Linked DNA regions of Homo sapiens: region 1 is linked to region 2. Evidence: read pairs that join two places in POLR2A ChIA-PET (ENCODE). Cell type or tissue: PC-9. All regions are shown on one strand. Each heading gives the region's core, and the rest is flanking DNA. Links, peaks and the distances in the headings are about the cores only. Region 1 overlaps ACACA (acetyl-CoA carboxylase alpha). Region 2 overlaps ACACA (acetyl-CoA carboxylase alpha).

Region 1 (15,116 bases), core at 5,470-7,969, 300 kb before region 2:
AATCCCTAGACCCTGCCCTCGCCAGGGGACGGTTCTCCACCAATACCCTATGAGGAAGGTGCCCCTGAGTGATGACAGGCGCCCAGTCTTGGGAGCAAAAGAGACAGGGCATGGAGAAACCTGACCTGCATTGAGGGTTTGCGGCTCATGCCCTGCACTTGATTCACATCAACTAATTTAATGTCATTTTTCAAAATGCCCCATTGAGGTCCACATTTCACAGATGAGGAGGCAGGAACTTGCTCAAGGACAAGAGTGAGGGGCTGGATACTGGAAATCAGCTCAGGCTTATTCTAAAGTCCCTGTTCTTGTAAGTGACTATGAAAGGAGCTATTTGCATGGACAGGAATGCTCTGTGAGCTTTTTCCTGCTGCAGAGCCTGGACTTGTACAGTGGGTTCTGCCTCTTCCCACCCCCAGCCCTCCCTGATTACTCTAGAAGGCCAGTCATGACACAGAATGTTGGCAATCAGACTCAGCGCCATCTGAGCTATTCTGTCCTGTCTCCGTGCGGTTCCTAGTGGGCTGAGCCCACTGTGTGGCTCCAAGTCTCAGGCTCCGTTATCATTCTGCCCTCCACCAACCACAGGAAACCCCATGCTTTGGAAGATGTTGCTTATTACCAAGATACTGCATTTCTAAAGATGTCCTACCCCCATCACTTATTATCAACACCCATTAGAGCCACTGGCCAGCAGGAGGTGACCAGGACTGCACTTCCTGGGTAAAACTCCAGTCAACACAAAGACAACGGCATGGAAAGACTGCTGCCTGAGGCACAGCAGGATTCCTAGAGCACTGGAAATAGCCGATTGTTCCCCACTCCTGTGGGTGGCCCGGGCATACTATCCTGGGTGCCCCTCCAGCTTGGGGACTGCACACGATTAAGCTGAGCTTGGACCCAGTTTTCTTGGCACTCAAGACTGTGCTCTTTTCATTCAATTGGCTGCTTTCGAAAGCTTTATACACAGCTTTCACGTGCCCATAAACCACCAAAGGACAAACCCTTGCTCCTTGGCCTGGCATTTAAGGATCTTTATATCTGATGCCGGCTTGTTTTTGGGGAGTTCATTGTCTATTACTCCCCCAAGTGACTGCTCTACTCCCCTTCAACCTTCCCAGTGCCCCCCAAATAACTTTGTAAATCCCAGTGCCCCGGCCTGGAATGCCCTGGCTTCCACCCTGCCGCAGCTGGTAGCCTCTCTCTGCCAATAAGCTTCATTTGTCCATACCACTCCCTCTGGCCCATGGTGCTTTCTGCCTCACCATGTGGAACAGGGCAGGCCCAGGTGTTACCCTTCTTGTGCCCAGGGCCTGAGGAGCCAGTGGTTTGAAGGAAGGTTTGCCTTTCAGCTCAGTGCCTCCCTACAGGCCTTTCCCTGCTGCCCTGCACCGAGCCCTGTTTACTAGGGGTGAACAGCCCTCCCTATGGTCCTTAGGCATTTGCGTTCATCGCTGTGTTATTGTTCAGCCGGGGAAAGAGAGGTGGGCCTAGATCTGGATCCTAGAACCCTCACTGTGCAGTCTTTTCCTTACTACCCCAAAGTAAGACCAATGGGGATTTATTATTTCCTTTTGTTGAAAAGAGGAGTGAAGGAAGTGTGGCGCCCCAGCAGAAGAAACTGTATCGGGCAAGCTCCCAGAGGCAGCAGCGGAATCCTGCCTCAGAACCACCAACAGGTGCTGGCTGAGTGCTTACACCTGTGGCCTGTCTTCAGCTGCCTGCTTAGGGAGGAGGGAAGAAGGAAGAAGAGGCCCAGGCCGCCACGCAGACCGGGCTTCCTTGCCTGTGAAGAGCAGCAGTGGGAGGCAAACAGTAGCAATCTTCCCCCTGGATCCTTTATCCTGTATCTCCCTTCTGACTCCCCTTTCTGGAACATCTGGCTCAGGGTGAATCAAATTGATATTTTCTTAACACTCTATTTCATTTTAGAAAAAGCAACCCTTTGCTTTGCAATATATCCCAAAGAGAGAGACAGATACAACATTGAGTTTAATAATCAGCAAAGGGCAGGGATTTGCCTCCTGTGACCTGTATCTTTGCAGACATTCAGGAATTGGTGCTTATTCCTGCCTTAATTATAGGGATTCATAGAAAGCTTTTTTTTTTTTTTTTTTTTGAGACGGAGTCTTGCTCTGTCACCAGGCTAGAGTGCAGTGGTGCAATCTCAGCTCACTGCAACCTCCGCCTCCCAGGTTCAAGCAATTCTCCTGCCTCAGCCTCCTGAGTAGCTGGGACTACAGGTGTGTGCCACTGCTCCCACCTAATTTTTTATATATTTTTAGGGGGTTTCACCGTGTTAGCCAGGATGGTCTCAATCTCCTGATCTCATGATACACCCACCTCAGCCTCCCAAAGTGCTAGGATTATAGGGGTGAGTTACCATGCCCAGCCCATAGAAAGTTTTTTTAGAGAGAGAAACTGAGGCAGAGGGTTGACGGCATGGAATCATGAGCTTCCTGCCCCGAGTGCCTTTTTGTGCCCAGAGTTAAAAATCCATGAATAGCTAAAGAAAGAAAATCTAAAACCTTCCTCTCAAATCTCTAACAAGGGCCATGCGGCCCCAGTGTTTACACTGAGTTATCAGAGCACTCTCAACTTCCTGTATGCTGAGAAGGGACTTCTGAGGAGGACAGTGGGCTCTGGGCTTCCAAGGCCTGGAGCTGTTATCCTCACTAAACAGCTGTGGTCTTTCTTGTCCCTGCTCTAAAGACATTCTCTTTTGGAGGGGACATTCCTGCCAGGACTCCCATCCAGCTCTCAGCAGGAAGAAGTTTCCCATCCTGAAAAACTCAACAGAAACTAAAAAACTGACCCTCTGCTACGGGGTTCCCGAGCATTTGTAGCCTTTCAGAGTTTGACCTTGATTCAGCGGATAAGACAGGGCTGGCCAAGGCCAGCTTTTTACTGCCTACCCATCATCTTTATGCAAGTTCAGGAGACAAAGGGCTTTAGGTGTTACAGGGCCATGGAGGGGCTTGCCCCACACTGAGCCCCTGCTGAAAGCAGAACAAGAAATGAGGTGGCTGGGCATGGATTGAAATGACAAACTGTAACTCTTCTACAAATGTAGAGGTTTATTTCAACAAAATGTGTAAAGAGTGCATCTGAAGCTCCTGCTCATCACAGTATGTGTCCATCAAATTCTGAGACAAGTGAAGGCTGTTTTGTGAACGAAGAGAACAGATAATATGGCGGTCTCCGTCCAAGCAGGTCTTGGTCAATATCCATCATTTATACTCCTCCTGCCTTAGTAGCCTTGCATGTTTGAGGGGCTGTGGGAATGTCAGATTGCTCATGTTCTGTGCCTCCAACTTGAAAAAATCCTTGTCCAGGGTAAGACCTACAGTAAGGAGCTCTGGGGATGGGGGAGGAGGCATTACAGGGTTCTAGAGAGGAAACATACTCGTTTGTGTCATAATTTGGTGGGGAGAGGGGAGGTAAATGAGTGTAACCCACCCTGCCTCTGAAGACATGCCTGGACAGGCCTCCTGGGGGGTGCAGGACTTCATACCACTTGTAGATATGTGGGATTTGATTTATTGCAAAAAAGCATAGAAGAATAATCTGGTCAAAAATGAATCCAATTCTTACTAGGTAAGCAAATAGCCAGCAATGGTCAATGCATTTTCCTGGACTGAGAATTGTCCCCCACCACTTTATGCCCTTTTCTGAAGGTGCTGAACACCTGTACCTTCCACCAGGGCAGCCGGGCTGAGGCTCTGACTCCTGGGGGCTGTCCGCTCCATACCCAGCCATACAGTGCCCACCTGCAACCCAGAACCATTGAAAAGTCCAGCCAATCTATCCGCACAGATTCCTCCTGAAGAAGGGGAGGTGGAGCTCGTTCTTGTGTGCAAACTACAGGGTTAAGGCTCAGAACTGTGGCTTGTCCAAGAACGTTCATACCACTGCTTCTCAAATGTCTTAGTGATTTCCTCCTTGGTCATCAGTGACAAATGCAGTTAGCTGCACTAAAGGAACCGGATGCTACACCAGCCCTGATCACCTGCCACTCTTGCTTTAGGAACAGAGGAATCAGTAAGTTCTTTTCTTGAATAAACTAGTTGTTGAAAGTAAACTCTCTCCACCACCTGAGGAAGCCCCTGATGCCAGTCAGGAGGGGCCAGTAAGCCTGGAGGACAGCAGCACCATGACTGAGTTGTAAATAATCTTAAGGTCATGTGGATTCTGTGTTTCCTGGAAGCCTCCCTCATCAGGAAGGCCAGCTCCTGGTGCTGAGGGTGTAGCTGTCACCAGGGTCCTTTCAGAGCTGTGGGGAGACCTGCTGCCTGTCTACACTCTGGGGAAGAGAGTAGAACCGTTAGCTGCTAGGACAGTAATCCTGGAACTAGGGAAGAGTGAGTGTGGAGGCACCATTAACCTCTCAAAACCATCCAAGCTCCAGGCTTCATAGGAACAACTTTCCAAGTCCTCAAAACAAACAGACTATCTATCTATCTCACTGGCTCTCCACATGGCATAAATAACTAGTTTCCACCAGTGCAGAAAGGGCAGTTCTCTTCTGGCTCCTCCTCTGCCAACTCAGGCTTCACCACCTGTGGAACTGCTGGGGCCCCTCAAGCACTGGCCTTGCAGCTCCCAGCCACATGCGACAGCTAGTCCAGCAGTGACGTGCAGGCGAGAGGCAGGCCAACAACTACCTTTCCCTTTGTCCTCAGAGACTGAACCCAAGGTTGAGGTCCCCTAAATCAAGAATAACTGGTTCTATTTTCTTTCTCTGCTTCTTGGCTCACAGTTTTGCCCTCATCTTTGAGTTCCTATGGAGCTTGTAGTAGATTTTATGCTCTAATTTTTCTTCATAAAAGGTACCGTAGTGTGGTTAAACTGGGAATCATTCCTCTCCAGTGCCTACTGTGTGCTGGGCTAAGAGTCGGGGTAATAAACAATGGACTTGAGGCTTCCTCCTCTCCTTAGCCCTCCTCTGCTGCCTGTGGCTGCGGCTCATGGGGCCAGGAGTGAGGGGGGCTGCTCACTGCTGGGCAACTCCTCACGCTTCCCCATGCTGGGAGGCCAAGGGGCTGTCAGGACAGGAGGGGCAGCCCTACTTTGGTTAGTAAGACCTCATGGTACATGTTTGTACCTTTCATTGCCTTCTCAGTCCTGTGCAGGGAGTGGAGGACTAGGCCTGGCCAGGGTAATAAATACTGAATGGGGTAGGTGTGACTGGTGGGCTGGAGGGGGATTCTGTGATCTTACATCCCAGGATGTCATGCATAACCTGAAACGAGAGGAAGTAAAATGCCATTTGACTCCAGTGCTGGGTCTCCTGTGCCTTCTCATTACAGTGGTTACAGTTGTAAAAGGCAGCTCTAGCCCTTTTCTCCAGAGACAGGGCAGGGACAGGCAGGAAGCTCTTCCTACGTGGAAGGGGAATCCATTGTGGAGAGGATCCGTATGACTTCTGCTCGCTGAGTGGGTGATATGTGCTGCGTCATATGGATGATGGAATCCATGGCAACCTCTGGATTGGCCTGGACCAAGCTGGAAAGGAAGATTGAGAATGGTGAAGAAAAGAGAAGCAGAAGTGTCTAGATGAGGACAGCTAAAGAACTGCCCAATAAACATGTGTGCACCGTCCACTGCAGACATTTTAGTCACGCCTCACCTTATTTGTTTCCCTATATTACAAATATCCAGCCAAGGTAGTGCAAGACAAACCCAAAACATTTTGCTATGTTGAAAAAGGAATTAAACCCAAAACAAAACCCAAAAAAAACCCAAAACATGCCAATGGGGGCATGTCACAAAGACAGCAATTGGGGCATCAAAAGCAGCCCAGCAATGAATTATAAATCAGTAAAAAATAGAACTTCATGAGTCTGTACCAATAATGTATATATAAAAGAATCGGCAGGAGTGAGGACTGAGTGGTGACTGGTAATTGTGGAGGGTGTGCTGGAGTTGGAAAGTTATCATTTTGCAAGCTCATCGTAAAGACTGCACCAGAGGGAAATTTTGATGAAAGCAAGATACTTGCATGGCCTTAAAATGTCTTCCTGCAGACTACTTATTAGGTGCAAGGGGGGAAAATCAGTAATTATACGGTAGAGAAATGGAGCAACATCTTGACCAGCGGATGAAATTAACACGAGGAGGAGCAGATAAACAGCATGTGCCCCCAGATGTGGTGCCCTGTGAAGGTTCTGGCCAGAGTGCCTCACCTGCATCTCATCATGGGGAGACATCAGACAAACTCAAAATGAGCAATGTTCTACAGATGGTAGATATCAGATAAAAGTTTTTAATCAATGTTAAATTTACAAAAGTGGATCATTTTATGATGGTTATGTAAAAGTATCCCTATTCTCAGCAAATGCACACTGAAATATTTGGGGGTAAAGGCCATGATATATGTAACACCCTTAAGTAGTTCAGAAAGAGGAAAAATGTATACACATATGGGAGGGCAGGCACACTCATAAGTGATATAGCAACGGGGAGAAAATGTAACAGGTAAATCTGAGTACAGATATTATATATAGGGGTGTTCTTTGTACTGTTTTTAATTTTATAACTTTTCTGTAAGTGAAATGTTTCCAAATAAACTTTTACAAAAATGCCCCTGCAGTCTCTACCACCGATCCTATGGAGCAGACTGAAGCCTCTAGAAGAATACAGCTAACTCTTGGCTTCAGGAGGTGAGGAGGTGGTTTCCCAGGAAACCACCACACACACAATCAGCTTTCCTCCCAGAGTTGTTCATCCGGTTTGAGTATCAGCATTCAGAGCTAAGAGGTGGGCACAGTGAATTAAGCCTTCATCTAGCTGAGATTACTAAGTGCCCCTGGGGAGCAGTAGCTGAAAAAGAATTGGGCTTCAGGCCATATCTGTACCTGTGGGTCAACTACAGCTGTCTCAAACAGCAAGAGACTGCAGAGATCATAAGATTTCTGCGATCATCTCATGATTTGTTTGGAAACTTTTTATTCCAAAGAAATTAGCCCTCCTTCTCTAGTGGAGTTCCCCACGTTGGTCTCACCTGCGGATTTGCTTGAGGACGTAGTCTCTGCTGATGCATTTGATGTTTTCCTCTATTACCGAGTGAACACCATCCTCCTCTGTCAGCTGTTTCTCTAGCCACTCCGCCAGATCCTTATTATTGTCCCAAACATAAGCCTGCAAACAGATGACTCTTGGTCAAACACCAGGGGTCAGGCCAGGCCGGGACACCCTGACTATTCAGGATCTGGAGTGCTTGCTTACTCCAAAAGTGTGCTCCGTGTCCACGATTCTCCTTCACTGTCAGCATCGTGCAGGAGGAGGAAGTAGGCCTCGAGGCAGGAGCTGTGCCCCTTCTCCTTCTCTTCCTTTATGGACACAGGTGTACACCTGAAGTCTCCATGGGGCTCTCCCGAGCACTCTGGTGCTCATACCCTGACTCTGTCCTGTCAGACTCTAGGGACCCACCTATTTGACAAAGGCTAAGAGAATTCAATAACCTGACAGGTTTGAGAGAACCAGTTAAAAGCCCAAATTACTTAGTAAAATTGTGATTGAGAAGGCAAGGCTGTTTATTTGGTGTTTTGCTCTCAGAGGAGCTGAGACACAATGCCTAAAGTATAAGTCTCTAGCCTCAGTGAGGCCTGGCAGTCACTGGATGGATGAAGTCTCCTGAAATAGAGCCCACTGTCTTTTGATGAGGCACGGACGGGGAACTGATGGGAGGGAAGTCTTGTTGCCAGGGTACAGCCACCAGGTCAGAAACCTAAGCCCCATTTTATTACCTATGAGAGTATTCGAAAGGATCAAGACGTCCATAACCCTGAAAGTCTCAACAAACCACCTCTCACCTCCTTTTCAAGATCATTTAGCTGAGTATTTCCTAGGTGGTTGACTACATAATAATTCAGGAGTGTGTTAGAAGCCTAATAGCCTTCTCCTTGCTCTCTTCTCCTCTCATTTTCTTTACAAATCATTTAGGAATCGTTTTGTTAATGGTTTCCGGAAAACCAAGTACCACAATTAGGGCTCATTCATATTTATGTCATTTTGTTTGGGTAATTAAACACAAAGCTTGTCATTTAAAGGTGCGCTATCCTTCTCTGTTATCACTAACGAAGTCAAAGTCAGAATGACAATGAGTTTGGTGCTATAATTTAATAGGTGGGTGTGTTTGTTAGGGACTCTGAGGCTTTGAGGTTTGAGACGTGGCTACAGGAAGCCTGTATGCAAGCAAGGTCACCAAAGCCACAGCTGTGACTACTGGGCTGCAGAGGAAATGTCTTCATCACAAGAGGCCTCAAGCAGTACAAAACTGAGCACTAGGCTATTTTCTAACTATCTCGTGCCTTCAAATATAATGGTTTCTTTTCAGACTGTCACTTCCTGTCTCTAACTTAGCTGCCGACTTAGTTGTGACTGGTTATTTAATGTATGTCATTTCATCGACGTCTCTGTTTCTAAAAATTAACTCCTTTACATTGGAAAGATGAAGGCTTCCGGGGACTAAGGATCAGCAGTATGTCTCTTTTAGTTCTTTGTCCATTTCTTTTTCTGACTCAAATGTGCCCAGTTCTGTATCTAATCACTGATAAGCAGATCAGCAATTCTTCAGCTGGGGTGTGTGGCCCCGTCAGTGCAAACCTGAGTGACCCTCTCCTCTCTGTGCCTGGGTTAGGACTCCCAGCATCTCTCAAGGCCAAACTGCCTTGAGAAAGTGTTTTGCGCCTAAGGAAAGGAAGTGTCACATCAGCCCCTATCCACGAGGGAGAAGGTAGCACTGCTTTTCCCATAACATGGTTTTAACTCACTCTTGTGACCCAGCTTGCTGCACGCCCCACATATGGATGGGTCCCCCTGGACTCCTAAACGTCGCCACCTAAATTTCAACATTTCCATTTCCATCATTGGCAATTTACTCTTCTGCTCCGTGGTTTCAGGACTTCTACACATACCCCTACTTATGAAGATTGGGGTGGAGGGGAGGAAAAATAAAACAATAAATGCTTCTTGGATTTCAGAATGGAAAAAAAAAAAACCCCAAGATTTTTAGATTTACCCAAGAATCCCAAAGCCTTTAGTTTAGGAGAATATTTAATACTCTTATTAATCATTTTTAATCCGTTTGCTTTTAATTAAGAAACAGCATGATGCTTTCCTATCAACATATGCCAGGGAGCAGATTAATTGTGGCTTAAGATAACTCTCCTTGATTGGTGTAATGTATTAGCTAACGAGATGCCTGCTTCCAACAATGCTCAGACACTACACTGGAAAGCCAGCTACCCTCTAGAGAAAACTCTTCTGCCTTCCCCTCCTGCAGCCACAGAGTATGCTAGGTGTTTAAACATTTTGAAAAGTTCCCAGACAGGATTAGGGCAACGCATTCCAAGTTTTACAGTTGCTTGAAAATATGGGTCCTATAAAAAGATCTGCTGTTTACGCAAAGTACAACTGGATGACAATGACCGCCAAACCCCAGTGGATTACAGCCTAGAGTACATGAAGGAAAGGGGTCTCAAGTTCTAATCAACTGCATGTTTAGCAAAAATAAACAAACTTATGTAAGCATAGTGCCACTGGTTTTTCTCAACAGACCTGGGAGAGTTACCATACTGTTGTGGGATAATTTGCTCCACCTGGGAAAAGCAAGCTCCCTTCCACTGGGTTATGGAGTTTACAGGTTTTTTTTTCTTCCCCCAGACAGGGTCTCCTCCTGTTGCCCAGGCTGGAGTACAGTGGCATGATCACAGCTCATTGCAGCCCGAAACTCCTGGGCTCACGTGATTCTCCTGCATCGGCATCCTGAATAGCTAGGATTACAGGCATGCCCCACCATGCCTGGCAAAACTTTTTTTGGTAGAAACAGGGTCTCGTTATGTTGCCCAGGCTGGTCTTGAACTCCTGGGCTCAAGCAGTTCCCCTGCCTTGGCCTCCCAAAGTGCTGGGATTATAGGCGTGTGCCACTGTGCCCAGCCAGAGCCTACAGTTTCTTGTTTGCTCCCTTAGAACAGTTGTAAGACTCAATTCCAGTCATCCAGAAGGATAGGCCAACCTTATTCCCAGGAAGAAGCCATTATTATTTCCCTCCTTAAAATTATGAAAATGGGCCTGGCACAGTGGCTCACGCCTGTTATCCCAGCAATTTGGGAGGCTGAGGCAGGGAATTGCTGGAGTCCAGGAGTTTCAGACCAGCCTGGGCAACATGGCAAAACCCCACCTCTACAAAAAAATCAGCCAGGTGGGGTAGTGTATGCCTATAGTCCCAGCTACTTGGGAGGCTGAGGTGGGAGGGGAGGATCACATGAGCCCAGGAGGTTGAGGCTGAAAGTGAGTCATCATACCTACTCCAGCAGCCTGGGCAATAGAGTGAGACAAAAAAAAAAAAAAAGAAAATGTGGCCAGTCATTCCTAGTATTCCAGCGTGGACTTTAAACAGGTGTGATATGCTAGGCTGCTAACATCATGACAGGCCTGGGCCCGTATGCCACCTGTCAGCATATCCATCTGTATCAGAACATTTTATCAATAAAATATCAATAATTCTACATCACAACAGTGGCCTGTCCTAAAATGAATGTTCAACAGACACTTTCTGTCTGCATCAGTGGATAAGTATCTCAGGCACTAGTCAGCCTCACTAATTTTATGTAGTAATTAGTCTATCTCACAACATCTAAATGACCTGTTTGGAAAGTTTCATTTCTAACATACTGGATAGCTGTTAAGTCCTCCTTAGACAATGGTTCAGCAGGGCCAAGGAGTGACCAGGGCACAACCTGATGGATGTGAGCCCTGATTACTATACCCTACTAATAACTCACCTTGGGAGCTGCTGGGAGACACCTCCAGCTAGGGAGGCTCCTCCCATTTCTGACCTTCTAGACTTCTGGGAAACACACAGCCTGATGGGTGTAGGGATGGCATACAAATCCTAAGGTACACTCATATTTTGGAAAGACATTTTCAATACACCTACACTTACAAGGCTAAGCCCTATCCAACAGAAGCCCAAGAAAGGATGTGATTTTTTTTTCCAAGGGCTTTAGAGTACAATAGCCAAAGGACATGTGGGCTAGGGTGGCCATCAGACCCCTGTGAACCAAGCTCCTGTGAGCCAATCCCATCTCAGCTCCAGGCCCATAGCAGGGCCAAGCAACACTTTCCAGGTTCTACCTTACCTCCTCCCTGCCTGGCCCTGTGTGAGAAGTTTGGTGTATGAGACTTATTCATCAGTAGCCTGAGGCCAGGTTTTGAGGTCAGTGGAAATAAGTGACCCTGTCAATAGTGCTTTTTCCTATGGTCCTCACAGGGGCCTCTGTTGAGCATTCATTTCACTTGGAAATCCAGAATAAGAGCGAGTGGGTAGCTGTGTGAACAATAAGAATGCACCATGGCATCGGGTTGTGGGAACATGAGAGCATGCCAAACCAAAGAGCGTCTGAGCACCCACTGTGCTCAGGAGTCAGCCCCCTTTCCGCCGAGGTCAATCAGCTGTACATTTTTGACTTGGTCTATGTTGCTATTATTTTTTTACCTTCTAACATGGAGCAGGGGAAACTAGCATATTTTGAATGTCTACTGAGCCAGACATTGTGTTCCATACTTTTTCTTTTTGGAGACAGGGTCTCACTCTGTTGCCCAGGCTGGGGTGCAGTGGCGCCATCATAGCTCACTATAACCTCAAATTCCTTGGCCCAAGCGATGCTCCTGCCTCAGCCCCCTGAGGAGCTAGGACTACATGTGTGTGCCACGACACCGAGCAAATTTTAAAATTTTTTGTGAAGACAGGGTCTTGCTTTGTTATCCAGGCTGGTCTCAAACTCCTGGCCTCAAGCGATCCTCCCACTTCAGCTTCCCAAAGCACTGGGATTACAGGCGTGAGCCACCACATCTGACTTATGCTCCATACTTTACTCATGTTATTTAAAACTCACTGAACCCCATGACATAAACACCACCCCCATTTTACAGATGAGGGAATGGAGGCTTAAATAATATGCCCATGCCAGTAAATGACAAAGCTGGGATCCCGAAGTTTATGAGATTTCAAAACCCACATTCTCATTGTTCCATGCAGAGTCCTAATTTCAATTTCTACTATTGGGGTCTGGGAAAAAATAAATCAGCCTGTTTGAAAAACCAGGCTTCAAATTTTGGATCTAAGAATCAAGTGAGAAACCATGCCCAGGATACAAATGTGTGCCATGTTCTTATGACCCAATTTAAACTACTGTTCTTGTTATTTTCGTTAAGGAGCTGTAGTGATGCTTTGCTTCTGCCTGCAGTGAAACTATGAACCATAAATCCTACTATTTCCTACAGTAGGATCGTCCCAGTGGATTCAAACAGACTCCCATAACTCATGGTAACAGATATCTCTAAGGGAAACAAAAGAATTATAGTGCTCAGTTATATAATATCACCGTGTCTTCAATTTTCTGTCCCAGAATTTCTGTTTTCAGGATTAAGATTAAGAAAACAAATTCTCTGGGAACAAAAAGAACACAAGGCATAGCTAATAGATGCCTATCTCGAAATGTCTTTTCTTACCAGTAACCAACCACAATAAGGATTAGAGGGTCACTTCCTGGTGCAAAGCCAGGGTCTAGACTCAGCCAGTCTTTGCACTTGAGAAACACAACACACAGTATCTATCATTCTTTGAAGAACCACCCCCCCCCCCCCACACCAAACAGCAAGCAGATTGTACATCACTCCTTCTGAGGCACACAGATGGCTTTTGAACACTGCAACCCTTTCTTCTCTCAAGGGCACTGCAGATTTTATCACCCACCTCACACTAAACTAGGTCCTGCTGAGCCTGCCGAATATGGAAGGAGGTTTCAAAGCCACATGCCCTGACATCATAGGATTACCCGTCCTCACGTTCAGTCCTTGGCATTCCTCTCAGAGAACTCAGGAGAATGCTGCCTTTTGTAGATGGGCACAAGGGAAATGGCCTCAGTGCTCAGCATGGCTGCCCCCAGTGCCTAGGCAGCCTCCTACTGAGCTACGGGGTGGGGGTTCTCTTCTGTGCTTCAATTCCAGCCAGGAGCTTGTACACACGTGGTCAACTGTTCTCTCCATTGATAAGAGACGGCAGTGACCTATTTCTTCAGACGCTCTGTCCGCTTGGGAGCAGGATGCTAGGGAAAAGCTGAAGGGCCTATCTACTTGCTTCATGCCTGGGGGGAAACTTCCTTCTCATCCTTGTGCCTACTGAGGCTGGACACGTCCATTAGTGACTAATGTGGTAGGGAGGCAGTGCAGGCCTCTCCTGGCCACACACATACACACACACTCCATTTACCTAGCCGGCCACTCTTAACTGGAGGACAAACTCTTATTTTACACTTGCGTGACTTTCAATGCCAACTTCCACTAGAAGCTGCCAGTAGCCACTGACAAAATTGTCTCACTCAATTATGATGCCACAGACTGACCTTAACCTGAACCAAATGTCGGAGAAGGCTGTGCTCCCCAACTGCACATTTGAAATATTTATCCAAAGAAGCTTTTCAGTCATAAAAAAAATGGGCAGACTTAATACAAAGGTGAATCCTAGAAGCACCCCAATTCACTGGCTTTAAAACTGACAGCAAATCTGGGAGCTCCTCCTTGAGAACGATTAGCAGAGGCTTCAGGCAACACTTTCTAGGCAGAGGCCAGAGTGCCCCTCTTTGTGGGCCAGGACCCTTCAAGCCACCACCAGCCACCCAGCCCTCCATCAATACTCTAACCTGGTAGTCACCAAATGTTTGTGATCACATAGCAATGAGAAAGACAGACAAATATATTTTGAGCACATACTACCAATATTCTGATAAAATGCATTTTTGATGTAAATGATTAATCCATATATTAATTACTAATAAAGGTTAATTTCTTTTTGTTAGTAAAAATAAACAGAAATAAAAGTTCCAGCTTTTTCTTCCCATCCATGGAGTGACTTATGCAGCCCACTATTCCAGGAGCAAATGCTGGTGCCCTTGCTAGGTCATCCTGGCTTGAGACCCGCCCCATCCCCAACACTGAGGCTAGAGCACCAAGGACACCATCTCAGTGGGGTTACTGCTCTAGGTCACGAGCCCTCTCTGTGAGATCACCCCAAGAAAATGCCAGCTTCATAGGTCCCTTTCCCTGCATAAGGGTGGATACTTCCTTCCATCTCTGATTGGAAGTAGGCAGCTCTTTAGTTGTAGTCATGGCATCTCCTGCCGATCACAACCTGTTAGGCTTCTGCTCTTAGCCCCTCCAATTCCCTCCTCCACACAGCCCCCTTAGTGGTCTTTCTAAAATAGAAATCAGAGCATGTCACTCCACTGCTTAAAATACCTGAGTGGTTTCCGACAGGCCTCAGGACAAAGTCCAAACTCCTTGACAGCTTACATGGCCCTGTGTGATCATGCCCCTGCCCCTTCTTCCTACCAGGCACCCAGTCTCTGAGCTGCCCTGAAACAGTTGCAGGATGTTCCTTTGATGCATGTTACTCTTACTCTCATGGCTTAGGATGATGCTGTTCCTTCTGCAGGAACATTCCTCCTAAGCCCTGACTGCCCCCAAATCCAGCCTTTTCTTCTGGTTCATTTCTGCTTTGTTTTCCAGCCTCTCCTGAGACATCACTTACTGCACAAGGCTTCTTAGACTCTCCTCCATCCTTCCCAGAGAGGGTCAGGTATCTTCTCGCTGTGCTCTGTGCCCTTTGCTGTGTTTAACATGGGCCTCACTATTGTGCATAACCTCTTTATTTGTCTCCCCCTCTAGATGGTGAGCTCTATGTGGATAGGAACAACATTTGCCTCTTTCACTGCCATGCCCCCAGAAGCAAATGCAGTGTCTAGTACCCAGTAAGTGTTCAAAAAGGTCTGCTGAATGATTGCATAAGCTGCAACATATGCCCTACCACCTCTTCTAACAAGATGTCGTGACATGACATGTTAGGGGGAGTAGCTGGGGGAGGAAACAGCTTGGATCTCTATGTTTCCCTTCTACTCCTGCCCTTAGAGGCCTGTGGACTCTTTGCTGGCGAGACTTGCAGCCCTCAGGTGGTGTGAGGAACTCAGCAAAAAGGCTTCTCTTTGAGTGTCCCACCTACCTTCACTGTTCCTTCCACTTCCACAAACCAGCGCCTTAACATGGCTTGAATCTGG
Region 2 (15,116 bases), core at 7,881-10,380:
AAAACTGAGGGGTTAAGGGGGAGGAGAGATGCCAAAGATCAACCTGACCTAATTCAAAAATTTGCACTTGGTTAGCCTCCCAGAGAAAAAGAAACTCTTCCTCTTTCCTTCATAACATAGTAGTTGGTTCCCACATCTAGAATTTAAGCTAATACTCTGTACTATTTGAGCTATGCAAAAAGATTAAATGGATATTTGTAGATTAGTTTGGGGACCTAATCATCACTCATGATACATTTTTATGAAACCATAATGATGAATCCCAAAAAACCTATTTATTTATTTGAGACAGAGTCTCGCTTTGTCCCCCAGGATGGGGTACAGTGGTGCAACCTCAGCTCACTGCAACCTCCGCCTCCCAGGTTCAAGCAATTCTCGTGCTTCAGCCTCTCGAGTAGCTGGGATTACAGCACCACCATGCCCAGCTAATTTTTTGTATTTTTAGTAGAGATAGGGTTTTGCCATTTTGGCCAGGCTGGTCTCAAGCTCCTGTCCTCAAGTGAGATCACTTGAGCCCAACTCAGCCTCCCAAAGTGCTGCGATTATAGGCGTGAGCCACCTCACTTGGTCCAAAACAACCAATTTATGTATGAACTTTTGAAACATAATCCCTTCTACAAGTTTGAAACTTCCTATCCTGAATTTAAATCTCCACTCAATACCAGAAGTGATAAACCTCAAACAGGGTAGAAATAAAAATTAGAGCCGGGCGCGGTGTCTCATGCCTGTAATCCCAGCACTTTGGGAGCCCGAGGCGGGCAGAACATGAGGTCAGGAATTCGAGACCAGCCTGGCCAACATAGTGAAACCCCGTCTCTACTAAAAATACAAAAATTAGCCGGGTGTAGTGGTGTGCGCCTGTTGTCCCAGACAGTCTGCATAGGAGGATGTCCTGGAAATGGTCAGAAGACAGTTCATGAAAATGTCCTCAAGTAAAATAGAAATTTGGAACTGTAAGGGTGAGAATGTTCTGCAATACAAATGCTCATCAGAAGATGTGGGTCAACATGGAATGTAGAAAAAGGTAAATGGAGACTATTTGTTATTATTTAAGAAATTTGGAAAAGGAAAAGACGGCTGTTATCAATATTTCAAAATTTCCTTCTGGTGGAGACAGATGACTCATTAGGTCATCTTTTTCCCCCTCTTTCAATCATAATATCATTCAGTTTGCAAAGTGTTTACACACATGCTTTCTCATTTTTATTTGTTTCTGATCTTCACAACACCCCTGTGAAATAGGTAGAGCAAGTATTATTTTACTATTACCATCTTACAGATTAAAAAAAAAAACACAGATAACTTGTGGTGACTTGTCCAAAGTGAGATTTGTTTATTTTTATCTAATGTGACTTATAAACATGTAAGTTATCACTTCGAAGAACTGACTAGCACTATGATGAAAATGTTCTTGTTTTTTCTTTTGAACTTGTTGACTTTATGTCTGTCTCTGCCAATGTCTGCCAACACTGTCTTCCTGATTAAACTGGAATCGGGGATCACCTCTTCCCCTATGATTTCATGTACAGTGCCTGGTACTATGGCCACTGGCCTCTGAGGTAAAGAACTATCATTTTCTCATGGACTTAAGACATGGAAGAGTAATTTAGAAAAGTCAAGTAGAATTTATAGACCTTAATTTAATAAGCAATGATATGAGACCACTAAAAATAGAACAGAAACCACACTGTCTGAATTGGATTAGGTCAATTCTGGAGACGAGTGAGGTTATTTCCAGACTCCAGCTAGACTCTATCCATCTCCCATCACTTCCACTGCTGGTGTGAATCACATCATCTCTCATCTGGACTTTTGCAATGGCCTCCTAACAGGTTACCCTCCTTCTACCCTTGCCCACCCCAACCCATTCCCCACACAGTAGCCCAGAGATCCTTTGAAAGCAAGGCCAGGCTGGGCACAGTGGCTCATGTCTGTAACCCCAGCACTTTGGGAGGCCGAGGTGGGCAGATCACTTGAGGTCAGGAGTTTAAGACCAGCCTGGCCAGCATGGTGAAACCCCATCTCTACCAAAAAATATAAAAATTAGCCGGGTGCGATGGCATGCACCTGTAGTCTCAGCTACTTGGGAGGCTGAGGCACGAGAATCATTTTAACCTGGGAGGCAGAGGTTGCAGTGAGCTGAGATCACACCATTGCACTCCAGCCTGGGTGACAGAGGGGGACCCTGTCTTAAAAAAAAAAAAATTGCTGAATGAATGAAATCAAGGAGTACATGAAGCTGGGTGGCTTTTCCTTCTTCCAGCTCCTCCTGCTTTCCCCAGTCCCCTCTCAGAGTAGTTGATCTAGATTCTACTAGACACACTTGCAGCAGTCATTAAGGCTAACTGTGATATTTCATGTTCTTCCTTGGACTTTGGAGCCATCTCTTTTTAAAGAAGGAAACTGTCAACAGTTTTTATGGCCTTCATCTTTATTATTATTATGGCCTAAATAATGATAGGCAATGATATCATTGGCATGACTCCTTCACTTTGATCCTATGTTAGTTAAAAGTCCCATGGGCATTTAATCCATATCTCTTATTAGTGTCTCTATCCTCATTTACTCTTGGCATTATTTTGTGCTCACACCCTAAACCTATGGACAGACAGGTTAATGGGACCACAATTGGAAGTTTACTATCAGCTGGGCAGGGTTTCATCAGATAAAACCAAAGGCAGGATAAAGTTTTCCCCTAAAGTTTCATCTTTTCTACTTTGTTTTATAGCTTTTTTACCAGGGATCTCACAATGTAAAGTCCTGGGGGCTTCATCAGAGACTTTTCCCACCACTGCCCCTTCTATAACTCCTGGGAATAAAGAAGGAGAGAAAACTACAAGTACCGGTAATTTTTCTAGCTTTGAAATGACAAAGTACAGAATAAGTAGGAGTAAAATGGGAACAGAAAAGAAACATTTTTAGCCCCAGCGTTAGTCTGGATCTACTGATATTTTTCTTGAGGTTGAGAAGTTACTGAATGTACATTGAAAAATCATTCAATTTTTTATTTTAAAAAATTAGCTTCTCTAGGCCGGGTGCTGTGGCTCATGTCTGTAATCCTAGCACTTTGGGAGGCCGAGGTGGGCGGATCACCTGTGGTCAGGAGTTCAAGACCAGCCTGACCAACACGGTGAAAACCCGCCTCTACTAAAAATACAAAAATTAGCCGGACGTGGTGGCAGGTACCTGTAACCCCAGCTACTTGAGAGGCTGAGAAAGAAGAATCGCTTGAACCCAAGAGGTGGAGGCTGCAGTGAGCCGAGATTGTCCCACTGCACTCCAGCAGGGGCGACAGAGTGAGACTTTGTCTCAACAACAACAACAAAATTAGCTTCTCTATAAAGGTCCCAGAAATGTTTGTAATTTGACACCATCAATGATCATTTATCTCCACGCAAATGAGCTCACCCTGTCGCCAGAATTAGGGACAGAAAAAACTGTATTTCTGTAGTAGGTAATTCTAACCACTGTATGTATAGATGGACAATATTTAAACACTAAGCAATTATAAGAGTGATGACACCAACCAAGTGCTTTTCTTTTTCTTTTTTTTTTTTTGAGACAGGGTCTTGTGTTGCCCAGACTGGAGTGCAGTAGTGCAAACATGGCTCACTGCAGCCTTGACCTCTGGGGCTCAAGTGATCCCCCCACCTCAGCCTCCTGAGTAGCTGGGACTACAGGTGTGTGCCACCATGTTCAGCTAATTTTTAAATTTTTGTAGAGACAGGGTCTCACCACATTGTCCAAGCTGGTCTCAGACTCCTGGGCTCAAGCGATCCTACCGCCTCAGCCTCCCAAACTGCTGGGATTACAGGCATTGCCCACCACGCCCGTCCCCAAGAGCATATATTTGTTTTGATATGGAGTCTCACTCTGTCACCCAGGCCGGAGTGCAGCGATGTGATCTCAGCTCACCACAACCTCCCCCTCCTGGGTTCAAGCAATTCTCCTGCCTCAGCCTCCTGAGTAGCTGAGATTACAGGCATGCACCACCACGCCTGGCTAATTTTTGTATTTTTAGCAGAGACAGGGTTTCACTATGTTTGCCAGGCTGGTCTCGAACTCCTGACTTTGTGATCCGCCTGCCTCAGCCTCCCAAAGTGATGGGATTACAGGTGTGAGCCACTGCGCTGGGCCTCCAACAGCATACTTTCATCTTCACTGTTTTTTTGTTTTTGTTCTTTAAGATGGAGTGTCACTCTGTCCCCCAGGCTGGAGTGCAGTAGCGTAGTCTCAGCTTACTGCAACCTCTGCCTCCCGGATCCAAGAAATTCTCCTGCCTCAGCCTCCTGAGTAGCTGGGACAACAGGCATGCACCACCATGCCTGGCTAATTTTTGTATTTTTAGTAGAGACGGGTTTCACCATGTTGGCCAGGCTGGTCTCAAACTCCTGACCTCAAGTGATCTACCCACCTCAGCCTCCCAAAGTGCTGGGATTACAGGCATGAGCCACCGCACACAGCCTTCTTCACTGTTTTTTTAGCAACAGTCCTCCTTAAATTGGCCAGGACTAAAATTCTGTAAGATTCCAATTTGGGTTACATCCTAGTTTCTACCAGGGGAAAAATGTGATATTAGTAATAATGAGATGCACATTAGGGCCAGGTGAGTTGGCTCACACCTGTAATATTCCAGCACTTTGGGAGGCCAAGACTGTAGGATCACTTGAGGCCAGGAGTTCAAGCTCAGCGGGAAATATAATGAGACTCTGTCTGTATAAAAAAATTTTAAAAATTAGCCGGGCATGGTGGCGTTCGCCTGTGGTCTGAGCTACTCAGGAGGCTAAGGTGGGAGGATGGTTTGAGCCTGGGAGATTGAGGCTGAAGTGAGCCAAGATTGTGCCACTGCATGCCAGTCTTGAGTGCCAGAGTGAGAAAAAAAATGCATATTAGCCATTTGCCGCCAGATTGAGCTTCTGACCCAGAAGCAGTGCTAATTTTTACATTTCTTCCTCTTATATTCTATGAAAGCCAGGAGAAACATAGGAAAGGCGACTTTCTAATCCCATAAAATGTGTCAGAGCAAAATGGTAGGAACCCTGATAAAGCTGACAGTAAAAGAAGTTTAGAGCTCCATGTGTACCCGAGATTTTTCTTCCTGCGAGCAGTGTAAGAATCAGCCCTATGTGATTATGGAAAATCCCCAATTCCAGGGAAGGTGACTCAGTGGGAAGAGAGTGCAAAAGAAGTTAGAGCAGAGCCCATGATGCTCAGCTCACCCTCACACCCCCTCCAGCCCTGAGTTTGAATTGGAAATTCTGCCTCTGCCTCTGGGTTAGTCTGGGCCTCTAATAGTCTTGTGAGCCAGAAGAACTTCAGGTCAAAGGATCAATCTCTTTCCTCTCTCAAATTTTCTTTTCTCCCTCTTCCACTCCCCTCTCTCCTTTAGACACAGATGAGAACCTAGAGAAGAGACAGAAATGGAGTATTGTGGTCAAAATTCTGATTGCTGTCACCCTGTTGCTCAGTGGAGTTGCCATTATAGTATTTGTAATTTTTGAAGTCCCATGTCCTGTAAGTTTGCTGTTGTATTGAATCCTTGAACTTGACCCATAAAGACTTTCTTCTGTTCCAGAGGCAGCTTGGCATAAGGAGAAAAGCATAGACTTTGGAATTTGAGGAGATGTGCCACTCACACTCACTAGCTGAGTGGTGTTGGGAAAGTTGCTTGACTGTTCTAACCTCAGTGGCCTCATGTGTAAAATAAGTCTCATGATATTTGCCTCTCATGGTAGTTATAAAGATTGAGATTCTGTGTGAAAGGCACCTGGCACACAGGTGCTCACTAAATGCAGTTCCTTTCCTCTGCTGTACTTAGACATTTTCTAGGAAGGATAGGTCCAATAGGACTGAATATTTTATTTAGAAGAGATGGCTTCCTTTAAGTTGCCCAACAAGAGGTTTGGAAGAAAACCAAATGCTTACCAGCCACTTCATATTAATACCAGTCATTTTCTCCCTTCAGTATCAATGCCTAGGAGCCAGGAAGCTGTGCCAATGCCAGTGGTTGTGGAGATGGCAAAAGAAGGGAGGCCAGCCACCTGGGACAGCTGAATCCAAGCCTGACTCTCAGCCCCAGAAGGAAAGTGTTCTCTGTGTGGTTTATGTCATTTGCTTAAAGAAGGTGGGGTAGGGGCCGGGCGTGGTGGCTCACACCTCTATTCCCAGCACTTTGAGAGGCTGAGGCAGGTGGATCACCTGAGGTGATCGAGACCAGCCTGACCAACATGACGAAACCCTGTCTCTACTAAAAATACAAAAATTAGCCAGGTGGCACATGCCTGTACTCCCAGCTACTCGGAAGGCTGAGGCAGGAGAATCGCTTGAACCTGGGAGGTGGAGGTTGCAGTGAGCCGAGATTGTGCCATTGTACTCCAGCCTGGGCAACAGAGTAAGACTCTGTCTCAAAAAAAAAAGAAAGAAAAAAAGAAAAACAGAAAATGGGGTTAATATATAAGTGCTAGGAGATTCGTCCCTAAGAGGACTGTGAAAAAATATTTTTTTTAATGTGCTGGGAACAGGGAGCTGCTTCAGTTATGAAGCAAATGTGGGCAATCCTTCTTATGTCAGGAAATAGGTAGGATTTTATCCTACTGTTTTCCTAACATCAGTCCAGACATGATACAATAGGGTGCTTATTGAATACACATACCTCTGGGCCCCATATAAACTGAATCAGATCATTTAGATTGGAGTCAAGAATCTTACTTTTAAGATTTTTAAGGCCAGGCCTGATTCATCATGCCTGCAATCCCAGTGCTTTGGGAGGCAGAGGCAGAGGCAGGAGACTTGCTAGAGTCCAGGAGTTTGAGACCAGCCTAGGCAACATAGCGAGACACTGTCTCTATTAAAAAAAAAAGTATATATATATATATATATATATATATATATATATACACACACACATTATATATAAATATATATAATTATATATTTATTATATATAATTATATATAATATATTATATATATATTATATATAATTATATATAATATATTATATATAATTATATATTATACATAATTATATATATATATATATATATATATATATAAAAGGCCAGCTGGGCCGGGCACGGTGGCTCACGCCTGTAATCCTAGCACGTTGGGAGGCCAAGGCAGGTGGATCACGAGGTCAAGAGATTGAGACCATCCTAGCCAAAATGGTGAAACCCTGTCTCTACTAAAAATACAAAAATTGGTGGGGCATGGTGGTGTGCACCCGTAGTCCCAGCTACTCGGGAGGCTGAGGCAGGAGAATTGCTTGAACCCAGGAGACAGAGGTTGTGGTGAGCCGAGATTGCGCCACTATACTCCAGCCTGGGTGACAGAGCAAGACTCCGTCTCAAAAAGAGAGAAAAAAAAAAAAGCCAGCTGGTGGCATGTGCCTGTAGCCCTAGCTTCTTGGGAGGCTGAGGTGGGAGGATCACTTGGGCTCAGGAATTGAAGTCTGCAATGAGCTATGATCGAGCCACTGCACTCCAGCCTGGGAAAAAGGGTGAGACCCTGTGTCCAAAAAAAAAAAAAAATTATCATTTCTCCTGAACATTGGAAGAAATAGGCCTGAAGGGACTACAAAGTCTAGTCCAGAATAGAATTAGAGATAACCAGGTAGCTGCAACTGTGATTGAACTTCTATGAACACAATAAGCTACTAAATGATAAAGGAATAAAAATAGGGCCAGGCGTGGTGGCTCATGCCTGTAATCCCAGCACTTTGGGAGGCCGAGGTGGATGGATCATGAGGTCAGGAGTTTGAGACCAGCCTGACCAACAAGGTGAAACTGTCTCAACTAAAAATACAAAAAATTAGCCAGGCATGGTGGCACACGCCAGTAATCCCAGCTACTCAGGAGGCTGAGGCAGGATAATCGCTTGAACCCGGGAGGCACAGGCTGCGGTGAGCTGAGATCACACCACTGCACTGCAGCCTCGGTGACAGAGCGAGACTCTGTCTCAAAAAAAAATAGTACTAAGATAGCAATCTTATATACATTATCTCATTTGAGCCTTACAGAAATCCTGGAAAGTAGCCAGGGCAAGTATCTACATTTTACTCATACTTAAGTTGAGGCTTGAAGAGGTTATGTGACTTCCCAAGGTTACACAGCTGTTAGAAACAGAACTATGATCCAGATCTTTTAATTACTTTGCTAGTGGGTTATAGGTTCCAAGCAATTATTGGTTCTCATACCTATGTGCACCTTGATCATACTTTCTCAGTGTAATTATCGATTAACAAAGAGGCAAAATGAAGTGCACTTGGAATTACATGGGGTTTTGTACTTAGCCAGCCCTTTTCTTGGTACATGAAGAACTATACACTTGCATCCTTTTTTAACTTTCATATTTCCTTTCAATCTCTAGGTTGGACAAGATGCTGCCAATTCATCAAACCCAAAGAAAGCTGCAGAGATCACTGTTATCCACCAGACATACTTCTGAAAAGTTCTGCTCTATCTCAAAGACTGAATGATACTACACAGTCCTCTCCCTATTAATATGGGCACATTCTTGCCAATTTCACACTTGTATCTTCAGCAGGGACATTACAATCAAACACCAATTCCTGGTTAATGAAGGGAGAGTGTGGGCTTAGCAGAGTTACCCTCATGCCCCTATCTGAGCCACAACCTTCTGTAATTCACTTCATACATCCATCTAAATGGATACCTTTCCATCCCCTCAAACGAGAACAAAAAGTATTCCCTGCAAGCACTATGAATGGACCTTACTACTCTCTTTGACAGAAGACTCAAACACAGCCTCTAAGAAACAAGGCAGCTGTTAGTGTGACATAGCTTCCAGCTCCTCTGTTATCTTCACAGCTGACTTCACACTCACTGGCCCTCAATAGCTTAGAGTGGGACTCCTGATCTCCCTGGTTGACGTTTATAAGGTTTTGTAATTTAGCTTCTGGTACTACATGTATCTATCCACACACTGCTGAAGGGAACTTGACCCTACGCATTCCAAAAGCCTTCCTCATAAGTTATCCCCAAGGGGTTCAGGGACTACAGACCATTAGTACCCAAGTGAAGTCTTCTGACGATCCAGAATTCCTAAGGTGGCTCTGATATTATATCATACTTTAATAGAGAGTTGCATACCTTTTGGACAAAGATTCCAGAGCAAAATAATTATGATAATGCTGTTTCTCACAGGAGAATAGCTATGAGTCAAATCTAACCTGCTTAAATAAGAGTTTGGTGAGAAAGTGAAACCACCTGATCTTGAATCAATGTTGAGGTGAAAAAGGAAATGTCAGGAGGGATAAGACAGGGTGAGGCCCTGCTTCTTTTCCTAAGAGTCTGAAACCATTCCATTTCATTTTGGTGAAATGTGTCTGTTTCTAAGAAATTCTGTTTTCTTAGTTCTCTGGTTAAAAAAAAAAATACATAAACTGTATCCTTCTTTCTTTCACTTCAAGTGCTGTCCAAAAAGTGATTATCAAAACAATACCAACAGGGGAAAATCTCACCCTAAGGCTCGATTTAATATTCAAGTCCAGCCTGAAAGAGAACACATATAAAGCATGGATAATGAGGATATGTTTCAAAGAAGCTCCAAAGAACCTCTAGGGCCAGGCATGGTGGCTCACGCCTGTAATCCCAGCACTTTGGGAGGCCAAGGTGGGTGGATCACCTGAGGTAAGGAGTTTGAGACCAGCCTGGCCAACATGGTGAAACCCGTCTCTACTAAACATACAAAAATTAGCCGGGCATGGTGGAGGGCACCTATAATCTCAGCTACTGGGGAGGCTGAGGCAGGAGAATCGCTTGAACCCGGGAGGTGGAGGTTGCAGTGAGCCCCGAGATCTCACCATTGCACTCTAGCCTGAGTGACAGGAGCAAAACTCCATCTCAAAAAAAAAAAAAGAAAAAAAAAAGAACCTCTAAATGTCCATAGAGCATACCTTGAAAATATAGTAGAGAGGAAAGAGCACTGAGGTTGGCATTTGGATGAATGAGTATATTATTTGCATCCTGCCACTGATCCACGATGTTGCCTCAAGTTTATTTTGCCATCTGTGACTTAGTTTGACAATAAAATAGGAAGAAAAAAAATGCCTGCTCTTTCCCAAGACCACTGGTGAGGATGATTAAAAGCATTATATACTTAGAAGCTCTTGGTCCAGAACTAAGGCCTACATGCATCCTCACCCTTCCCAGCCTCACCCACCACTGAATGTCCCTTAATCCTGAAACATGAGATGTCCCGGGAGATAAAACCTATGGCAAAATCTGCGCTCATCAACTCTTCTACAAGAGTATAATTGGAGGCCGGGCACGGTGGCTCAAGCCTGTAATCCTAGCACCTTGGGAGGCCGAGGTGGGCAGATGGCTTGAGGCCAGGAGTTTGAGACCAGCCTGGACAACATGGTGAAACCCGTCTCTACTAAAAATACAAAAATTAGGCAGGCATGCTGGTGCGCACCTGTAATCTCAGCTACTCCAGAGGCTGAGGCACAAGAATTGCTTGAACCTGAGATTGAACCATTGCACTCCAGCCTGGGTGACAGAGCGAGACTGTCTCAAAGAAAAAAAAAAAAAGAGTATAATTTGGGTAACATTTGTACTGACTTTATAGAAATTCACAGACAGAATCAAAATTATTTTGCTTTGGGGACAATTTGTTTCCCCTGACAAAGCATAGACCCCTCTGAGGATTTTCTGACTCCCTAATCCATTAATAACTTCAAGTCCTATATTCCCTTCCAGTGAAGATCTGTAAAAACAGAGATGGGAGAGATGGCAGAGGAGAAAGGAGAACTCCTGTGTGGGCTTTGGGATGTGGATCTGCAGATCACTTCAGAGCTGGGCACCATTTCTAGTGTCACCATTATAGACCAAGTTATACAAAACTTGATAAAACACTGTTTCTGTGGAAGTGCCAATTATTCCTGTGGAATTATTTGCTGTTTCTTTTCTTTTTCTTTTTTTTTTTTTGAGATGCAGTTTCGCTCTGTTGCCCAGGCTGGAGTGCAATGGTTCAATCTCAGCTCACTGCAACCTCTGCTTCCCGGGTTCAAACTATTCTCGTGCCTCAGCCTCCCCAGTAGCTGGGATTACAGGCATGCGCCACCACACCCAGCTAATTTTTGTATTTTTAGTAGAGATGGGGTTTCACAATGTTGGTCAGGCTGGTCTCCAACTCCTGACCTCAAGTGATCCACCCGCGTCGGCCTCACAAAGTGCTGGGGTAAAAAGTCCAGGCGTGAGCCACTGTGCCTAGCCTTATTTGCTGTTTCTATTGCAAGTTCTTTCTTATTAAGCTACCACACTTTGTTTTTATAATTATTAAAGTGCATTCTCGGCCGGGCGCGGTGGCTCACGCCTGTAACCCCAGCACTTTGGGAGGCCGAGGCAGGCGGATCACGAGGTCAGGAGATCGAGACCATCCTGGCTAACACGGCGAAACCCTATCTCTACTAAAAAAAAAAAAAAGAAAAAGAAAAAATTAGCCGGGTGTGGTGGCAGGCATCTGTAGTCCCAGCTACTAGGGAGGCTGAGGCAGGAGAATGGCGTGAACCCGGGAGGCGGAGCTTGCAGTGAGCCGAGATTGTGCCACTGCACTCCAGCCTGGGCGACACAGCGAGACTCTGTCTCAAAAAATATGTATATATAAAATATATAATAAAATAAATAAAGTACATTCTCATTATAAAAGCTTTTAGAAAATACTCAAAAGTATAAAGAATAAAAGTAATACCTAATCTCTCTTCCCAGAGATAATCATTAACACTGGTTAATATGTAATCAGTGGTTAATATATCTCTTTATGGACATTATAAATATATATACACATATAATAAAAAGACACATACAAAACTTCATATTCTTCACACCACTTTAAATCTGTCTCTTTGGCTGGGTGCAGTGGCTCATGCCTGTAATCCTTGCATTTTGGGAGGCCAAGGCAGGTGGATCATTTGAGTCAGGAGTTTGAGACCAGCCTGGTCAACATGGTGAAACACCATCTTTACTAAAAATACAAAAAATTAGTTGGGCATGGTGGCAGGCGCCTGTAATCCCAGCTACTCGGGAGGCTAAGGCAGGAGAATCGCTTGAACTCAGGAGACTGAGGTTGCGGTGAGCTGAGATCGTGTCACTGCACTCTAGCCTGGGTGACAAAGCAAGACTCCATTTCAAAAAAAAAAAAAAAAATCTGTCTCTTCTTCTTGGCTAATATATTACTACTACATTTCAAGAAGTTGTGTTTATTTTCAAGTTTTAGAGGTGACTAGAAGCTGTTCCACCTTTTTTTAAATTTTAATTTTTTGAGATGGAGTTTCACTCTTGTTGCCCAGGCTGGAGTGCAATGGCGTGATCTCGGCTCACCGCAACCTCCGCCCGGGTTCAAACCAATTCTCTTGCCTCAGCCTCCCAAGTAGCTGGGATTACAGGCATGCACCACCATGCTCGGCTAATTTTTGTATTTTTAGTAGAGACGAGGTTTCACCATGTTGGTCAGGCTGGTCTCGAACTCCCGACCTCAGGTGATCTGCCCATCTTGGCCTCCCAAAGTGCTGGGATTATAGGCGCGAGCCACCGCGCCTAGGCTGTTCCACCTTTTTAAAGGGTTGATGTCACCCCAATACTTTTTGATAGGCCCAAAAATTAAGATAGGTAGTTGCTTAGGGCAAAGAAGGTACATTCACAAAAACCTCCAATTTAAACTTTTTAAGTTATTGCTGAATGACATTAAGTAAACAGCCATATTTGCGTGTGTATTAAAAGCATTACTTTGTTAAACAGAAACACTTAAAATATACAACAGCCAGGCATGGTAGCTCACGCCTGTAATCCCAGCACTTTGGAGGGCCGAGTCGGGTGGATCATCTGGGGTCAGGAGTTCGAGGCCAGCCTGGCCAAGATGGTGAAACCCTGTCTCTACTAAAAGTACAAAAATTAGCTGGGTGTGGTGGCACATGCCTGTAATCCCAGCTACTCGGGAGGCTGAGGCAGGAGAATCGCTTGAACCCAGGAGGCAGAGGTTGCAGTGAGCTGAGATGGTGACACTGCACTCCAGTCTGGGTGACAGAGTGAGACTCCATCTCAAAAAAAAAAAAAAGATAAATATAAATAAAATATAAAACATATTTTGTATCTCTGTTTTGCCATTTCTTCATTTTTTAGATAAACCCATAATCTCAAAAATCAAAGTGACCTGGGACTGTGGATCTCTGAAAGGCCTGAACAAGCCATTAACATCCTTCCTTTTCTGTACTCCCAGGCTAGTGCAACGGTGGTTTCAGGAGTGGTACTGGCCTTAACCATTATTTCCTCATATCTCCTACCCCCTCCTATTAATATTTTGGATGCTTTCTAATCACTGCCCAGCAGATTCTGACCTAGAGCACTTTTCCTATGTCTATGTCCATAACTAGCCATTTTCCAAGGAAGAGTTGCTGCATGTACTTATGACTAAAGGCCAGAAGAAATCTTTTTATTTTTTGTTTGCCCTGGACAGGTTGAGAGTCCTATGATCCCTTCCTCCCCATCCCACTGATACTCCACTCCCACTTTCAAAAAGTATTCCATTTTCTGAGTTGACACAATGGCCCTCAGGTTGCCTTGAATTACTTATCTTCCCTATTATTAGTAATAGTAGTAGTAGTATTATACTTTAAATTCTAGGGTACATGTGCACAATGTCCAGGTTTATTACATATGTATACATGTGCCATGTTGGTTTGCTGCACCCATTAACTCGTCATTTACATTAGGTATTTCTCCTAATGCTATCCCTCCCCCATCCCCCCACCCCACGACAGGCGCTGATGTGTGATGTTCCCAGCCCTGTGTCCAAGTGTTCTCATTGTTCAATTTCCACCTATGAGTGAGAACATGCGATGTTTGGTTTTCTGTCCTTGCGATATTTGCTCAGAATGATGGTTTCCAGCTTCATCCATGTCCCTACAAAGGACATGAACTCATCCTTTCTTATGGCTGCATAGTATTCCATAGTGTATATGTGCCACATTTTCTTAATCCAGTCAATTACTTATCTTCTTATATGTACTTACTGGTTCTTCTGCTTGAAGCCCAGTATCTGTGTTAATTTGTATATCTCTATATTACTTTGTATCAACAAAGCACCATGTTCATAGCAGATACTAAAAATATTTGTTGATAATGTCACACCACCAAATGGATAAGCTAAGGGTAGCATAGCTGACTTTCTAGAAGAGAATGAAGTAAGCTTTATTTTTATATCAAAGTTGCTATCAGTTACCAGGGAGATGCAAACCAGTAAAGGGTCATACTATAATTGTTGCTAACACTTGAATTCATCTCTTTAGACTTATTTTCCCTCATATTTCATCATCTGTTCCTTTTTCTCTTCCTCTTCATTATTACAACACTTTTCTTTTGTCTTTCCTTATTCAATGACCTGATTTGTCAGTGATCAAATTCTAAAAATTTCCCTCAATCTGAACTTCTAGTGAACTTCGATCCATGTTTATACTGAAATTTCAGATCCAAAAAGTCTTTCCTTTACCCCACCCTCCTTCACTTGGTGCAGTGTAGCAACAGGTGCACCTTGGACCGTAATTGAGGAACTTTCACTGGACTCTTGTGAATTTGCACCATCCAGTGGCTGAAATTGCTAACTGCATCCTCTGAAAAAAGGCAGTGGGCACAAATAAAAAAATGTAAAATGGGGGCTGGGCGCGGTGACTCACTCCTGTAATCCCAGCACTTTGGGAGGCCGAGGCAGGTGGATCACAAGGTCAAGAGATTGAGACCATCCTGGCTAACACTGTGAAACCCCGTCTTTACTAAAAATACAAAAAATTAGCTGGGCGTGGTGGCGCGCGCCTGTACTCCCAGCTACTCAGGAGCCTGAGGCAGGAGAATCACTTGAACCAGGTAGGCGGAGGTTGTAGTGAGCCGAGATCGCACCACTGCACTCCAGCCTGGGTGACAGAGCGAGACTCTGTCTCAAAAAAAAAAAAAAAACAGTTTGGCCTCCTCTTCTAGCTGTTGTGGTATCACTTTTTTTTTTTTTTTTTTTTTTGAGACGAAGTTTCGCTCTTGTTGCCCAGGCTGGAACGCAACGGTGCAATCTCAGCTCACTGCAATCTCCGCCTCCTGGGTTCAAGTGATTCTC

What was found. Peaks named below come from ENCODE experiments on the same cell type or tissue, not always from the same donor. Only the 100,000 strongest peaks of a DNase experiment are listed, where the experiment ranks them.
Region 1: POLR2A ChIA-PET joins it to region 2 with 5 read pairs; 3 of 35 experiments call an interaction of 5 or more read pairs at or near these places.

The regions. Positions count from the first base shown.
Region 1 is chr17:37,081,935-37,097,050 of GRCh38, forward strand. It overlaps ACACA (acetyl-CoA carboxylase alpha), which reads right to left. Exons shown (of 56, transcript NM_198834.3): 54 at 15,062-15,116; 55 at 7,004-7,140; 56 at 3,058-5,505. The coding sequence ends at 5,382. Among named protein-coding and RNA genes, the nearest start is that of MIR2909, 56 kb to the left of the region's middle. RefSeq lists enhancers at 7,793-8,294, 14,630-15,116. In PC-9, for the core only: no CTCF peak of the experiment used is centred there; a DNase peak (open chromatin) is centred at 6,727.
Region 2 is chr17:37,383,281-37,398,396 of GRCh38, forward strand. The region is part of intron 1 of ACACA (acetyl-CoA carboxylase alpha); the gene reads right to left. C17orf78 (chromosome 17 open reading frame 78) reads left to right here. Exons shown (of 7, transcript NM_173625.5): 4 at 2,729-2,845; 5 at 5,390-5,514; 6 at 5,966-6,082; 7 at 8,367-9,428. The coding sequence ends at 8,444. Among named protein-coding and RNA genes, the nearest start is that of C17orf78, 15 kb to the left of the region's middle. In PC-9, for the core only: no CTCF peak of the experiment used is centred there; a DNase peak (open chromatin) is centred at 8,991; H3K4me3 peaks cover 991 bases; H3K27ac peaks cover 1,895 bases.